Regions from separate parts of the Homo sapiens genome. Here region 2 is linked to region 1. Evidence: chromatin loops called from intact Hi-C (ENCODE). Cell type or tissue: MCF 10A. All regions are shown on one strand.

Region 1 (8,000 bases):
AAAGAAAGAAAAAGAAAGGAGATGGGTTTTCTCTGGATGAGTGTGCTGGGGTGGTTCCACTGTGGCATGCAGGACTGTGGCTCAGGGTTTCTCTCCTGCCCTCTTTGATGCCTGGGGCCTGTGCCAAGTCACCTTGACCCATTTTAACCAGCAGCTTGGGTTAAAGTTCTTAATGACCAGGAGATATATATATATATATTTATGTATTGCATTTTATAAATGCTTTAAATACAGTCATAAAAAATAAGCTTCAAATTTACAAAAACCAAGACAGTTAAAGCTGATGGGATGGGAGTTATATTTCCATGTTCAAAATGCTAACTTAACAAAAAATTTCCTTTAGATTCATTTAACTACCTAAATGTTTGCAATGTGGTTATGTTTCTAAAATTGGAATTAGGTCGGGTGTGGTGGCTCATATCTGTAATCCCAGCACTTTGGGGAGGCCGAGGTGGGCAGACCACCTGAGGTCAGGAGTTCGAGACCAGACTGGCCAAGGTGGTGAAACTCCATCTTACTAAAAATACAAAAATTGGCTGGGCGTAATGGTGGGCGCCTATAATCCCAGCTACTGGGGAAGCTGAGGCAGGGAGAATTGCTTGAACCTGGGAGGTGGAGGTTGCAGTGAGCCGAGAGAGATCATGCCATTGCACTCCAGCCTGGGTGATCTCAAAAAAAAAAAAAAAAAAAAAAAAAAAAAAGGGGGAATTAAGTTTTTATTCAAGTGGGTTTTATTAGATGTAATTTATCTGGCATCAAACTCTTGTATAAATACTAGCATAGCCAGCCCAGATCTTTCCAAACTATGTTGTGTGCAACAGTAGCACCCTGAGATGTTATTGAGGCATTCTTCAAAAAAAAAAAAATGTAATATAACCAGAGCACTTGTGAAACAATGAGTCAAAAAAAGTTAAATACTTAATTTTTTTTTTTTTTTTACTGCAGGACTCCCTCTAAGATTCTAATATGCTAAATAATATATATTTGTATTAGGTATCTATTGTTATGTAACAAATTATCCCAAAACTTTGTGGCTAAAAACAACAATAAATATTGATACCACTCACAGTTTCTGTGGGTCAGGAGTGTGTGAGCAGCTTGGTTGGGTTGTTCAGGCTCATGGTCTTTCCTGAGGTTGCAGTTGAGATGTTGGCTGGCACTGTATTATCTGAAGGCTGGTCTAGGGCTGGAGGATCCACTTTCAAAATGCCAGGCTTTTTGGTGGGAGCCCTAAGCTCTTTTCTGTGGGCCTCTCTTGACAGGGCTGCTTGAGGATCCTCATGGTATGCAGGCCAGCCTCTCCCAGAGAACAAGGCAGAAGCTGCAATGCCCCACAGGAGGGAGACTTGGAAGTCAGACATCATCGCCCCTGCCATACGGTCTTAGTCCATTTGTGTTGCTATAAAGGAATACCTGAGGCTGGGAAATTTATAACAAGAAGAGGTTTATTTGGCTTGTGGTTCTGCAGGCTCCACAGGATGGTGCCAGCATCTGCTTCTGGTGAGGGCCTCAGATGTTTCCATTCATGGAGAAGGTGAAGGGGAACAGGCATCATATGGCCAGAGAGGAAGCAAGAGAGAGGAGGAGGAACCAGTTTCCATGGGAACAAGAGTGAGAGTTCACTCACTCTGTGAAAATGGCACCGAGCCATGAGGGATCCATCCCGGTGACCCAAACACCTCCCACCAGGGCCCACCTCCAACACTGGGGAGTCAAATTTCAACACGAGATTTGGAGGGGATAAGTATTCAAACAGTATCACATAATCTGTCAGTCACACTTACCAGCCCTGAATTGATGTGAGAAGGGGACCCTACAAGGGTGTGAAGACACAGAGGCAAGATCTTTGGGGGCCACCTGGAGGCTGGCTATCATGACATCGTTCAGCCTTAAGTAGAGGTTATGATGTAATTTTCCCCAAACTCACTTTACCTCAGATTGTCACAAAATCCCTTTGTTTTCCAATTAATGAGTATTCCTGGTATGTGTTGACCTCCACTGTTCCAGCCCAGGTTGCTCAATTCAACCTGTAGCTTGGGGTGAGCCACTGCCTACTGCCCTGCATGGTGTCAGGAGACTCCTTTGTATCATGGTGTGTGTGTGTGCATGTGTGGGGTGTGTGGAGTGCACGGTGCAGGCTGGCGAGGGATGAGAGCTCTGGGGGCACAGCCTGAGGGCAAGGAGCTCCTAAGCCCTTAAACTGCACCCTCCAGGGGTCCCTTTCCTCACTGCAGGGCTGCGTTAGTATCCACCCTGGACCACTCTCTCCCTCATGGTCACTGAGTACCCTAGAGTTGGAGCTTCTCTCCACTTCTTGGTTTCTTCCTCGCCTTCAGCCACTTTGCGCCTGGGTCCACCACTTCTCCTTCATATGAAAGCTGTCTTCCTGGCTTTTTTTTTTTTTTTTTCATAAGAAGCTATGGTGGTCAAATAAGAAAGAACTTTTAGAACAGGATTCTAAAGCCTGGTGTGGTGGCACATACTTGTAATCTCAGCACTTTGGGAGATTGAGGCAGAAGGACTGATTGAGGCCAGGAGTTTGAGACTGTCTGGGCAACATAGTGAGATCCCCATCGCTACAAAATACTTCAAAGTTAGCTGGATGTGATGTGCACACCTGTAGTCCCAGCTGCTTGGGAGGCCGAGGCAGGAGAATTCCTTGAGCCCAGGAGTCGAGGTTGCAGTGAACAACAGAGCAAGGCCAAAAAACAGCCAGAAAACAGCAGCAAAAACCCCCCAGGATTCTGAGTTGTTCATGGCAAAGGAAGTTAGTTCTTCCTTCTTTGCTGTCAGGAAGGCTCTCCCCACAAACACAACTGCCTGGTCAGCACTTCTTGGGGAAGGTCTTTCTTTCTCCCTGCCCATCCCAGAATGGGTTAAATCTAAGGCAGGAAAAACGAGACAAAAAGGACTGGCGTTTTCACATTGAGTTAGGTTGAGTATTGCCCTTCTACCCTGGAACATTGCTTTGATCACAGGCCTGTCTGTGTGCATCCCCTCCTTGGGCAGAACTGCAGCCTTCTGAGTAATCAAGCTTCTCTGAAGTGCTCTTACCCTCATCCCAAGAAATCATGTCTTTCCTGCTTCACTTTAGCAGTGACCTTCCCACCACTGACGTGTACCTTTTATAACTGCAATTGTCTTGCGTATTTCTGCTCTAAACTTGGATCAGCCATGTGCCTGCTGCCCCTGTCCTAGAGCAAGTGTGAGGTCATTGAATGAGCATCTGAAACTGTGGCCCTGACGTATGGAGGCTGGCAGGCAGGGGTCCTGAAGCAGTTGGGCCGAGGGGCTGGAAATGTGGCATGCCAACTCCTTGTTTTTCCAGGAACTTGCAGAGTGCGTAGGGGAAGGCCCATAAACTGCTCAGTATTGCAAGTTACCCCACGCTAGAATGGGGAAGAAAATACAACTACATTATTGCGGTCATCACTGAGCACGTGAGGTGGTGGTGAGTGAGCATCTTTGCAAAGCAGAGCCAGGCAGGCAGGGTTAGAGTCTCTTTCTCCCTCTCTCTCTCGGATGATTTACGTTTCCATCCACCTCACTTAACGTGGCCTCCTGGGCAAAGCTTACTCATTTGCAGATGTCTTTTTCCTTGTATCATTTCCTTCCTTCTCTAAAGAGCAGATTTCCATCTGGGTGTCTGGTAAGAGGGAAAAGGGAAAATAGTTCCTGGACTGGGTGGTTTTGGAAGTTAAGAGCTCCCTCCTCTATATTGTCAATCTTCAGACCTAAAGGACATCACTCTTCTCCCTTCACACAATTGGTGATAAGCACCAGTGTTGTTATGACAAGGAAAAAAGGGTGGTTTCTAATTTTGGCAGAAAGAATGAAGACTGACCTTGTCAACAAAATGCTTATCAGGGAGTTTTAAACTCTTTTGTCAAAGATCTGACTTCCCAACTAGAGGGCTGCCCTCACCCTCCTCTAGTAAATCTGCTGATATTTTCACTTGTTGATACATTTTCCTAAAGTGCTGTGCCATGATTTTCCCCTTGATTGTCTCTTGGAGATACTTAGTATATTTTTCCTGAGTGAAGGATGAAACCCCTGAGGCCTGGAAGCAAGAGTTTAAGTAAATTACTCTAAAAGACTCTTCCCTGGCTTACTGTGGCCCACCGATGCCTCACCGCTGAAAGCAGCTTCCCATGAAACTCAGGGATGGTTGGATGGGAGACAACCAGAATGCCATCAGGCCACTCTGCTTCTGGAGCTCAGGCCGTAAAAGAAGAAGTGGTCTCACTGCTAGCCTGGGCAAATAGATTCCAGGGCATGGGAGGAGGCACATGACTTTCTGGTAGCCATACGAATTTTGGAATACAAGAGCATTCCAAAAAAAAAAAAGGAATATTCTTTATTCCAAAGCAAAACCAGTTGTTGGAACTGGTTTGCTCCCAGATTTTCAGAACAGCATCTACCCAGACCCCAGGTAGATGGTTGGAGGGGGTGGTTTGGGGCAGAGTGACTCCTGCATTACCTGAGTTACCTGGGCCAAGTGTACAGGTCTGCAGGCCACTAACCCCCAATCTAAGTTAGTGAAATGTCTTAAACCATCTGTGATCCCTTGCCAGAGCCACTGGGTGTCCAGGATACAGCTGCAGAGTGGCTTGTTGGGAAGGTTATGCCTGTCTCTTTATCTAGGTGGCATGCCCCATCTCTGGGTCCTGCCCCAACCCCTCACCCTGCCTGCCTTCTGCATCTGTCACTCTGTGTTATGGTTGTCTGTCTCCCTTACCACATGATAACTGGCTTTAGTGCAGGAAACCTGTGTGTGTTTATCTCTGTGTCCGTGGTGTTTAAAACAGAACCTGGCATCTGGTAGGAACCCAAAATATGTTCCCTGATAGAATGAGGGAACAAACCATTGTCCTGCAGCAGAAAAGCAGCAGGTGTCACTGTCCCCATGAACTCAGAAGGGTTCAGCCAGAGCTCTTCCTGAATTTTAGAAAGACCTGGGACCTGGTAGCAGGTCCATGTGCCGCATGGGATGAAGTCAGTAGGAGCTGGTGGGAGGCCGGAAGGAGGAGAAGGAGAGAAATAAACAGGGGTAGCAGAGAAGTCCTCAGTTCATCAGGAAAATCTTTATCCATGAGTTCAGTGAGCATTTCTTGTTTTCCTTGGAATTCCAGTTGTAATAAGATGCCGGCGAGTGTTGCAAGTGAGTGATTATTGAGGGTGGGTAAAGGCCTATTAGGGCTTCTCGCAGAAGCAGAAATTATTTCCTCCTGGCTGTCTATCCCAGTTTATCAATAAAACCAACAGTAGGAAGGTGGCTGCTGGGGTAGTGGGAGGCCCCAGGGGAAGCAGTCAGACCATTACTTGGCATAGTCAGGGCTATAGATGCTGGAATCGCTACTGAGCACTTGCCCCCAGTTGGTTCAAATCTTTTCTATGCAAGACTGTTTTTGCAGAGAAGGGAAACTGATAAGAAAAACAGCTCATATTAGGCATTTAGCAAATGAAGAAAGGAAGATGACTTCCAGGTCTCAGCTGATTCAAGATCACCTCTAACACCAGTGCCCGTTCTGCCCTGTTTTTAGGAGTGAAACTTCTTGGTTAAAAGAGATCTGATATTGTATCCTAACACAGAAAACAATGTATGTGGGGTTGCTCTGGCAGAGTGAGGGTAGGATCCAGAGACCCACCCTTGGCCTCAGTCCTCCTCCCTTACCGCCAGCCCCTCTAGCAGGCAGCTGACCCAGGAGCTCGGCTGGAGACCCACTGCCCAATCCTGCCCATTGGCCTCCCTCCCTCCAACTTTTCTTTTATTTTTATAGAGATGGATTCTTGCTATGTTGCCCAGACTGGTCTCAAACTCCTGGCCTCAAGCAGTCCTCCCACCTCGGCCTTCCAAAGTGTTAGGATTACAGGCATGAGCCATCGTGCCCAGCTAGAAATCTTTTCTTGTTAAACCAGTTAATGGGTACCTATGGTTCCTCAGTATTTTTCTTCATGTAGTCTGGTTAACAGACTTTTCCTCCTGTACTTCTCAGGCACTTTAAACTGAGCATGAAATGGTAAACCTACAACCTTGGGAAGACAGCACTTTTTCCAGGGCAGTTGCTATTTGGCTCTGGTTTTTAGAGCTGGGGGTGGAGGGTGGAGAGGAAGAGACTGACATTGAGGAAGAGACAGGAAACCATCGCGGATAGGAGACTTCTGATTGGCGCAGGCGGGTCCTCCAGGGAGCCATCGGCAGTAGGATGTACTTCCCCCTTCTCGGCGCCAACAAGGTCTGTAAATCTCTTTCTACCATGCTGTGTGTCAGCCACAGCCTTTTCTCCAGCAGTGGCTGTGTCATTGGGGATTCACAGAAATGCACACTCAGAGGAGCACAGAGCATTTAGCTTCCAGGACTGTCGTCATTTGTGCAGGTGCAGGACCACCAGCAGTCACACTGTGCTCCTGCTTTGACGATGTAGTGTGGTTATGAAGGAAAGTTCTGTACTTCCACAGCTGAATTCTGAGCTAAAACAATGGAGAACTTAACAGTTTCTTCAGCCAGCCTGACCCTAGACATAGAAGATGATCCTGACTAGATAGAGGACAGAGCCAGATGAAAAAGTGACATGCCTGGACAAACCAGGGCTGGGTCAGTGGCCGAAGGCCAAGGGGGATAACAGAAATAGGCTTGCAATGCAGTTTTGTATGTGCAGGGGCTGAAATTGAAGTGCAACTATAGTTCTCTATGTTTAGCCTAGTTGTTCAATAACTTGCTGAAATTTTATGCTATAATGTGAACTCAATTCTGTTCACCTTATCACAGTGTTACTTTGCAAAGTCATGAGTTAAGAGAAATTCCCCATGTGTGTTGGGAAATGAAAGCAACTGACTGACCATGGATCCCCCCTCATGTGTCCAATGGACAACTCCTTGGGCTTCCTGGGAGAGATGAACCCAGGGAGCAGTTCCAAGGACAAGAGGACTTTATTACACGGCAAGACTTTGGTGCTGGCCTCTTGTGCCATTCTCTGGAACTTTGCTAAATCACGTGGAACAGGAGGCCCTTCTTCAGCATAGACTCTACCAGTCCCGACAGCTTCCTTCCCTGCATCACTGGCAGATTTCTTTTGGGCTTCCCACAATGAGTGGAGGGGAAGAGGCTTAGATCCCCAACCTATAAAGACTAGAGACAGGAGGAGGGGCCAACACCAAGGGAGGGAATGAGGAGACAGTGTGTACCAGAGGCTGCCCTTTCTCAGCTTCCTGCACCTCTCCTTCCTCGTGGGTAAAAGGATGTCCACAGAGACTGATGTTCCAGCTTCTGTGTCTACTGTGGTGGGCGCTCCAGCACTGGGCATGGTTCTGAGGCCAAGCATTTTACAGCAACGCTGTTCCTTCTTGGAGGTAGGGTTCGTCCCAGGGGAGCAGCACATGCTTTTTTTTGTTGATGTTGTGTTATGGAGGGGAGGTCCCTGGCCCAGATGGACTCACCTGAGATTTCTCATCTTTGTCTCAGTGGTGTGGTTTGGTTGAACATGGTCCCTGTGGAATGGCCCAAACTGGAGACTATTGCTGCTTGGACATGCCACACCTATTTGTGCCCACAGAGGGCTCTGGGGGAGAAGGATTTCAATGACTTAGTAGCTGTCCTCATAGGTTCTTCCAATGCCCAAGGGCTCCCAAGGGCCCTCCATAGAAACTGCAGAATCCACAGGATCTGCTGGCCCTGGAGCTTGCGTACACTTGCTCAGACAGAGTGAGTGCAGAAGGCACCATTTACAGGCACGTCTTGTTTTATGGTGCTTTGCTTTATTGTGGTTGGTAGATACTGTGTTTTTTACAAACTGAAGGTTTGTGGCAACCCTGAGTTGAGCAAGTCTATTGGTGCTATTTTTCTAACAGCATGTGCTCACTTCATGTCTCTGTGTCACATTTTGGTGACTCTCCCAATATTTCAAAAGTTGTCATTATTTTTATGTCTGTTATGGTGCTCTGTGATCAGTGGTCTTTGAAGTTACTATTGTAATTGTTTCATGGCACCGCAAACCATGTCC
Region 2 (8,000 bases), 150 kb after region 1:
TTCATCTTACAGGACAATAGATATTATAATCTTACAGGACAACTGTCTCATCACACTTTATCATTGACCAAACCATTGTTATGTGGCACATGACTGTACATACCTATATATATATTTTTTCCTTTTGCAAATGTAGGAACTCTACCCAGCTAAATACCGCCAGATATAACATGCTTGCTCCAATTTGTGTGTTTTGCTGATATTTTTAATGAACGGAACAAATTCAATTCAGGCTGTGAAGGTTGCAACATTATGGTGATTACAACTGCAGAAAAATTGTTGGCAATTAAAAAACAGAAAAACTTAAACTCAACCTGAAAGATAAAACAAATTTGACTTTTAAAACTGTGTTTAAATATGCTGCAAAGATGAGCATTACGGTATCTAAGATTTTTTATTTTAATGACATTATTTAATATTCAAAATGTTTCAAAAGATATATTAAAAGAATATTTTTGCCAGAAATGGAGAAAGATTCTTTGATTTCTTCCAGATTTAATACTTACTAATTAATGATTTGAAACATTCACTTAGAGCTTTTTTTGATTCGTGATTTAATGTTGGAACAAAAATATTCTATTACTCTCTTGAGCGTTTCCATAGGGGATTAGGCCAAAACCAAACTCACTGCGTGTTTCTGTATGGTCCATCAGCTATGAGTAGTATTTACATTTTTAAATGGCTGAAAAGTGATAAAAAGACAAACAATATTTTGTGAAATGTGAAATTTATATGAAATTAAAATTTCTGTGTCTGTAAATAAAGTTTTATTGGAACATGGCACCGCTTATTTGTTTACATGTGGTCTGTGGCTGCTTTTGAGATAGAAAGGCAGAGTTAAGTAGTTGTAACAGAGACCATAAGACCCACAAAACCTAAAATATATAGTACTTGATCCTTTACAGAAAATTTTGCCAATGCTTAACCTAGATCAATTTGCTGAAAAAGCATCTCGAGGTTGCAAAATGAATTATTTAAAAAACATTAGTATGCACAGTTGCTTATCTGAGTGCCCCAAACCTTTCTCACAGTGCTGCAACTGAAACAATCCATAGAAATAAACTGGTTGGTAGGGCTGTTATTAGTATTTCAAATTCTTACTAAATAAATAACACTTCTTAATTTGCTAAATAAAATTTTGATTTAAAAAGTCGCGATATTTTTTCTTTTTTTTTTTTTTTGAGCTGGAGTCTTGCTCTGTCACCCAGGCTGGAGTGCAATGGCACGATCTCAGCTCACTGCAACCTCCGCCTCCTAGGTTCAAGCAATTCTCCTGCCTCAGCCTCCTGAGTATCTGGGATTACAGGCACGCGCCATCATGCCCAGCTAATTTTCGTATTTTTAGTAGAGACAGGGTTTCGTATTGCCCAGGCTGGTCTTGAACCCCTGACCTCAGGTGATCCACCCACCTCGGCCTTCCAAAGTGCTGGGATTACAAACATAAGCCACCGCTCTGCTCCCAGCCTCATTTCTTCTTTTTTCTTTTTCTTTTTCTTTTTTTTTTTTTTTTGAGACAGAGTCTTGCTGTGTCACCCAGGCTGGAGTGCAGTGGCACGATCTTGGTTCACTGCAAGCTCCACCTCCCAGGTTCACGCCATTCTCCTGCCTCAGCCTCCCGAGTAGCTGGGACTACAGGCACCTGCCACCACGCCTGGCTAATTTTTTGTATTTTTAGTAGAGATGGGGTTTCACCCTATTAGCCAGGATGGTCTTGAACTCCTGACCTTGTGATCCACCCACCTCGGCCTCCCAAAGTGCTGGGATTACAGGTGTGAGCCACCACACCTGGCCCAGTCTTATTTCTTAATTGAATTTTTAACTACTGTTGTAGATTTGAAGTAGCATAAATTTGTGCCAATGAAATGTCAACATGTGGTTTTATATTAGGGGCTTTGGCTCAAGATTTCATTAAAAATTGGAGCCCACTCCTGTAAAAATGTGAAATTCATCAGAACATACGAAGTAAATGTTAAAGAAAGTAGGGTCCCTGGGCACTTAAGTCCTATTTTTTTTTTTTTGAGTCATTCTCTGTCACTCAGGCTGGAGTGTTGTAGTGCGATAACAGCTCACTGCAGCCTCAGTCTCCCAGGCTCAAGCAATCCTCCCACCTCAGCCTCCTGAGTAGCTGGGACCACAGGTGCATGCCACTATGCCCTGCTAATTTATCTGTTTTTTTTTGTTTTTGTTTTTGTTTTGTTTGCTTGTTTGTTTGTTTTTTTAATAGAGATGGAATCTGGCTGTGTTGCCCAGGCTGGTCTCAAACTACTGTGCTCAAGCCATCTTCCCCCCTTGGCCTCCCAAATTGCTGGGATTAAAGGTGTGAGCCACTGAGCCCAGACTGAAGTCTATTCTTCAAGGTCCATTTCAAATGCCACCTTTTTTTTCAGGTGGGCACTGACCATGTCAGTTCTACATGTTCTCTTCTCTGGGTGTGCTGGTCTTGCTATTCTGTCCTAGGCACTTCTTAAAAACCTGTTTCTCTGTTCGAGTCTTATCTCTCTGTTGAGGTTTTCAGTTCCTGAGGACAGCTGAAATGTCTACTCCCAATGCTAAGCTCTTATTTCTCTCTTTTTTTTTTTTTTGAGACAAAATCTCGCTCTGTCGCCCAAGCTGGAGTGCAGTGGCGTAATCTCGGCTCACTGCAAGCTCCACTTCCCAAATTCAAGCCATTCTTCTGCCTTAGCCTCCTGAGTAGCTGGGACTACAGGTGTGCACCACAACACCTGGCTAATTTTTTGTATTTTTAGTAGAGATGGGGTTTCACCATGTTGGCCAGGCTGGTCTCGAGCTTGTGACCTCGTGATCCACCCGCCTTGGCCTCCCAAAGTGCTGGTATTACAGGCATGAGCCACCACGTCCAGCCTACTAAGCTCTTATTTCTTAACTGAGCTATGCCCTTTAAGAGATCTACAATTGATTTTTATGTTTATATCTTCCCCAACTTACGGGTTAAGCCAGGGAGAGACCCTAAGCAAATGTCAGTCTTAGGATATTACAAATGACTAGAAATTTACAGTTAAGAAGCACCTTTGCATGTATGATCTCAGCTGATTTTGGAAGAGCAGGTCATAATTCTGTAAGTGAGGTCAGTGGCTTGGCCAAGACTCGGGTACCTGGTGAATGCTCACTGCAGTCAGGGCCTGAATGTGCGGCTCCGGGTTTAGTGTTCACCACTGGCCTTTCAGCTCCAGCATTGACGCCTCAGGCAAGATAAGACCACTGGGGCTGAGGGTAGGAAAATGGGCCATGAGAGATGTCCCAACCTGACTGACGCATGCCTGTGGTCTGCGGAGACACACAGGCTGGGCGGCTGTGAAAGCGTCCAGGTATTAAAGGGACCGAGCCTTGACTGAGTGCTTCTCATGCATGTTCTCATTCATTCCTGAGACAACTCCATGAAATAGGTTCTAAATCCCCATCTCACAGATGTGGAAACAGAAGTTTGTGAGTTCAGTAATCTACCCAAGGTGACACCACCGGGGCGCTATGGAGTCCCGATTTGAGCCTATTGTCTGTTTGCGGGGTCTGTGTCCCTCCAGCTGCCTCCCACCAGTCTCCCTCTCATCCTGCCACATGTGCCTCTTATACACAGGGCCAACGGCCGCTTATCTGAAACCAAGCAAAGAGCCAGTGCCCTCCCAGAGGATCTGACATGGGTGACATTCCCCAGGACAAGGAAGTCCAGGCAGGTAAAGAAGAGATGGGGCAGCTTCCAGTCAAGACAGCAACATGAGGCGGGGACAGGGGCTGTGCCCTCTGGGCCCCAGTGCCGAGGAGACCCTAGGAAACCCAAGGAGCTATGTCCACATGGGGCTGCTTGTCTCCTGCTTTGGGGATGCTCAGTGCCACTGTCTTCTGCTCAGGGACTGTGGAAGATGGTTCAAAACCTGCCATATTTACTTGGAAGGCTGAAGCTGGAGGATCGCTTGAGACCGGGAGTTCGAGTCCAGCCTGGGCAACATAGTGAGACCCCATCTCTAAGAAAATAAACAAACAAATGAATAAATAGCCTGCCATGATTTTCCCATTCCTGGTTGCAAACTCTTGGTAGGCAACTGCTGCTCCTCTTTCTTTCCAAGCTCATCCTAACTTTTCCTCTGCTCATTCTAAAACAAGAGAGAACACTTTTCTGCTTCAATGGAAGTGGGTAAGTTTTGAAGAAATATGCTGGATCACACATATCCAACCCCATGGACCCTTCCCTTTGGCTAAAGGCAGAGTGAGTGGTTCCCTGGGAGAGCTGGGTGGATCTATGTGAGACGGACAGCCCTCTCCACTCAGGGGATTGCTCGATGGGACTGACCACAGCACCTTGCATGCCAGCCAGTACACACTGCCTGGCTCCCTTTGCTCACCAAATATTCATTATGCACCACCTATATACCAAGGCCTATAACAGGCTTTGTGGATACAAAGACAAATTACAAAATGCCTCTGCGTGAGTCATGGCTCCAGCAGGTTGCCAACGGAGGCATCAGCTCCATTGTGTCGCACAGAGCAGAACGCGTTTTCATCATCTGTGTTTCCTCGAGCCACACCACAAGGAGGCTAAACATAGGGTCACCTTGATCATAATGATAAGAATGTTTTTCTGGTCCTCCTCCCCTGGAAGGATCTCATGTGGATTGTGAAGGAATGTCATCCTTTTCTTGTGACCCAGAGCCAGCCTCCTATTCCACCCTCTCCAGCACAGACTAGTTCTAACTCATGCCCACACAGGAGGGGAGGTGGAGACCAGGAGGAGAACTCGCTTACCTGGCCGATGCCTCCACTGCTCGCCAGCCATAGGGCCAAAACCTGCCAGAGGGGCCTGTGAGCATCATCCACTTCCTTCTGCCTAGATGAGCTCTTTGACCCTAGAAGGCACTGAGCTCTCTCAGAGCCACCTGGCCACCCATGTGGATTGCTGACATGAAGCAATACAGTCAGCAAAGGGGATTTAAGACAGAAGCAGTGTAGGGTGAGTTTTCCAACGCCTGATCTGAGAGTCTTGCCTGTGATATTTGTTGTGTTTGGGAAGCACTGCGTTCTATAAGCTCCTCTGAAAATCACAGTGCATGCCAGTGTAACAAAGACTTGAAGAGCCCTGCGATAAAATCAAAACAAAATAAAACACACTCGGACACAAAATCCTGTTTGTCTAAATTAGCATTTTCCTCAAGTTTTTTTTTATTGGATCGAGGGTTTCTTTTTTCTCACTGAAAACTTCTTCATCTTACAGAACTAAGGCCTGTGGGAAAAACATATTGCAGACAACCCTGCCCTAGGGCATCAAGGCAGGAGGGTTGGGGGTGAGGGGGGCACCCTTTGCTCTTCCTCCAGCTTCTGCCTCCCAATGGCGGGACCCGGGACCAAGGACGTCCCACTCCCCGCTCCACTCTTGGCTGTGGTGGTGTGTGTCCCACATCGGAGGCAGCTGTAGTTGTTGATTGAAATGGGACACACATTTCCACACATTGTTAGCTGAGTTCGCTGGTAGGAGGACACACACTGGGGAAAGAATCTTGGCTTAGGAATTGGACAGACAAAGCCAGGTACTATTGCCTATTTAACAGCTGTGTGATCTTGGGTAAGTTAGAAGTCCCTGTAATTCTCGGTTTCCTTCTCTATGACATGAGAATAATGCATGCTTGACAGGCTTGTGTAAGGACAAAATGAAGTCATGTGTGCGAAAACCCTAGGGATGTGTCAGATACAGAGGAAGTGTGCAGTCATTGTTAGCCTCATGTACACACTCACACACACTCTCACACTCACACCATCACACCCTTCACACCACACATCCTCTCACACATCACACACACACACCAAACACACTGGCACACAGGCCGTACACACTCACACATGCACATCCTGCAGGTCCCTGAGGCGCAGGCACTATGCTTGGGCAGCATTCTGAAAGTACAGCAGGACCCATGGCCAGTGCAAAGGAGGGTTAGGGGGCACTTTACACTCCCTGGCAGAAGGTCTGAAGGGACTCTGAAGCCAAAACAGATGTAAGGAATTTGAGAAAACACTGGCAAGAAGGGCGTGGTGGCTCACACCTGCAATCCCAGCACTATGGGAGGCCAGCCTGGGCAACATGGCAAAACCCCGTCTCTAGAAAAGCATAAAAAATCAGCCAGGGTTGGTGGTGTGTTTTCACTCAGCTACTTGGGAGGCTGAGGCGGGAGGATTGTTTGAGCCCAGGAAGTTGAGGCTACAGTGAGCCGTGATCACACCACTGCACTCCAGCCTGAGCAACAGAGTGAGACCTTGTCTCAAAAAAGAAAGAAAGAAAGAAAAGACACTGGTGTTAGCTTTCAAGTCTTTAGAACTTGCTCCTACAGGGTCTTGATGCGATGGACAAAAGCAGCTGAATCGAGCAGTAACAGGTGTGTGAACGAATCCTCCTACGCGTACCCCTCACGTCTGTGTTCTGCCCACTTCTGCAGAGAATCTCTGCCCCAAGCCAGGCCAAGGGACCTCTTTACATGAGCAGCCAAGGGACAGAGACCTCTGGCTTCCCCAGGTGGGCCGGGGAAGCACAGAACAGCCAAGGGTGTCCCGATGTCTATTCACAGTGTATCTTCTTCCATCTTGAAAGTGCGTCACTTGTGGAAGGAACAAAACGCCATTACCCTCTATCTCATGGAGAAGCAGAGGTAAAAAGCAGAGAAGCGCTGTTTTACCCCAGCCTTCCTTATCTCTCTCAGCCATACTGGAAGCCCCCAAGGACGCATGATTATCTCAGGGTGACTGATGCTCTCTCTTTCCTTAATGCCACACACATAAGTCCACACTTTCAGCAGAAGAAAATACATAAGTGAGTGTAACAGAACAAGAGCCAGCTATGCATGCTTACATAATATTGTTTTGGGGCCTGTAAAACCCTGACTAGAAAAAATATTCCTTGTGCTCATGCCCGGGAGTCCACTCACAGCTCTGGTCTAGTCCCTTCAGTGTGGTGTTTTGATGCTGTTAGAAAGCAAAATGCCCCTGAGAAAGGGTACAGCTTGTGAAAAATCTGCAGGCATGAAGGCTGTGAGGGCTTTGTTAGAGGCGGGAAGAGCATCTGTTATTGGCCAACGAAGGTGGGTTCATTTCTGCATTAGCTCTGTGAGCCCAACCCTGAGCCAGACACCAAGATACTCGGTAAAGTAACCCCTTAGTAATGGTTTCTGGTTGGACCATCTCCAGAGCCCTAGGAAAGCCCATGAAAGGAGCTGCCATCTGACGTGGTGTTGGCCTGCAGCCCTTGCTCGAGGCTGAGGAGGACATCTGGGCCTTCCGCTGCCTGGGTGTTTGCCTGGTGAACAATGGCTGTAGCCAGAGTGTCTCCTCAGAGTCAGGCCCCGGGCTCTGTGACCTCAGGAGGTCAATAAATATTTGTTGACCGACAGACTCCACTGCTTGTCTTATTACAGACACACAGGGGGCCTGCCACTGCTGGCCAAACCCCAGTGTGGCCCCATCAGAAAACACAGGACAATAAACAGAGACGGATGGTCTGCCAGGAAAGACAGTGTCTTCCATTTGGTCATCCTCTTCCCAGCTGTGCCCTTCATTGAAGTTACAGGGCAGAGCGAGTGGCCTCACCAGGCCTCGGGGGCACCAGGACCTGAGGCACCTCCTTCCTCCCTCCCCTCCCCCTGTCCCGAGGTGTGATGGACAAAGGGAAACCCCGCCGGGGTGCCGGCTGATTAACCTCCCTTTCACACTGGCCTGGTGCGGGGCCTGGGCCGAAGTTCCACAGAGTTAGCAGATGTACTTCTAATTATTTATTAGGACTTCTCTCAGTGTGGCTCTTCTAATGAGACACTCTAAACTCCCAGAGGCTCGCCCGCAGGGGAATCATACAGCCACAGTTTGCAGGCAGGAAAGGCATGTCTCCATCACCACCCAGCTTTTGCCTGAATTTAGGTATGCTGTTATGTGTAAAGCGTAGAAAGTCACAGGTTTAAACACTAAGCCAGGAGACCTGGCGGCTGGAATGGCCTAAATGTTGACTTCATGGACTG

Evidence for each region. Hi-C counts contacts between places; a loop is a spot of excess contacts. Peaks named below come from ENCODE experiments on the same cell type or tissue, not always from the same donor. Only the 100,000 strongest peaks of a DNase experiment are listed, where the experiment ranks them.
Region 2: a loop joins it to region 1, with 2.0 times the contacts of the local background. A loop is called at or near these places in 3 of 110 quality-filtered maps.

What each region holds. Positions count from the first base shown.
Region 1 is chr1:229,153,920-229,161,919 of GRCh38, reverse strand. LINC02815 (long intergenic non-protein coding RNA 2815) reads left to right here and starts at 7,195. Exons shown (of 5, transcript NR_186727.1): 1 at 7,195-7,350. RefSeq lists an enhancer at 1,656-2,156. In MCF 10A, a CTCF peak has its summit at 4,896; no DNase peak of the experiment used is centred here.
Region 2 is chr1:229,003,125-229,011,124 of GRCh38, reverse strand. No RefSeq gene overlaps it. Among named protein-coding and RNA genes, the nearest start is that of LINC02815, 150 kb to the left of the region's middle. In MCF 10A, no CTCF peak of the experiment used is centred here; DNase peaks (open chromatin) are centred at 4,444 and 7,204.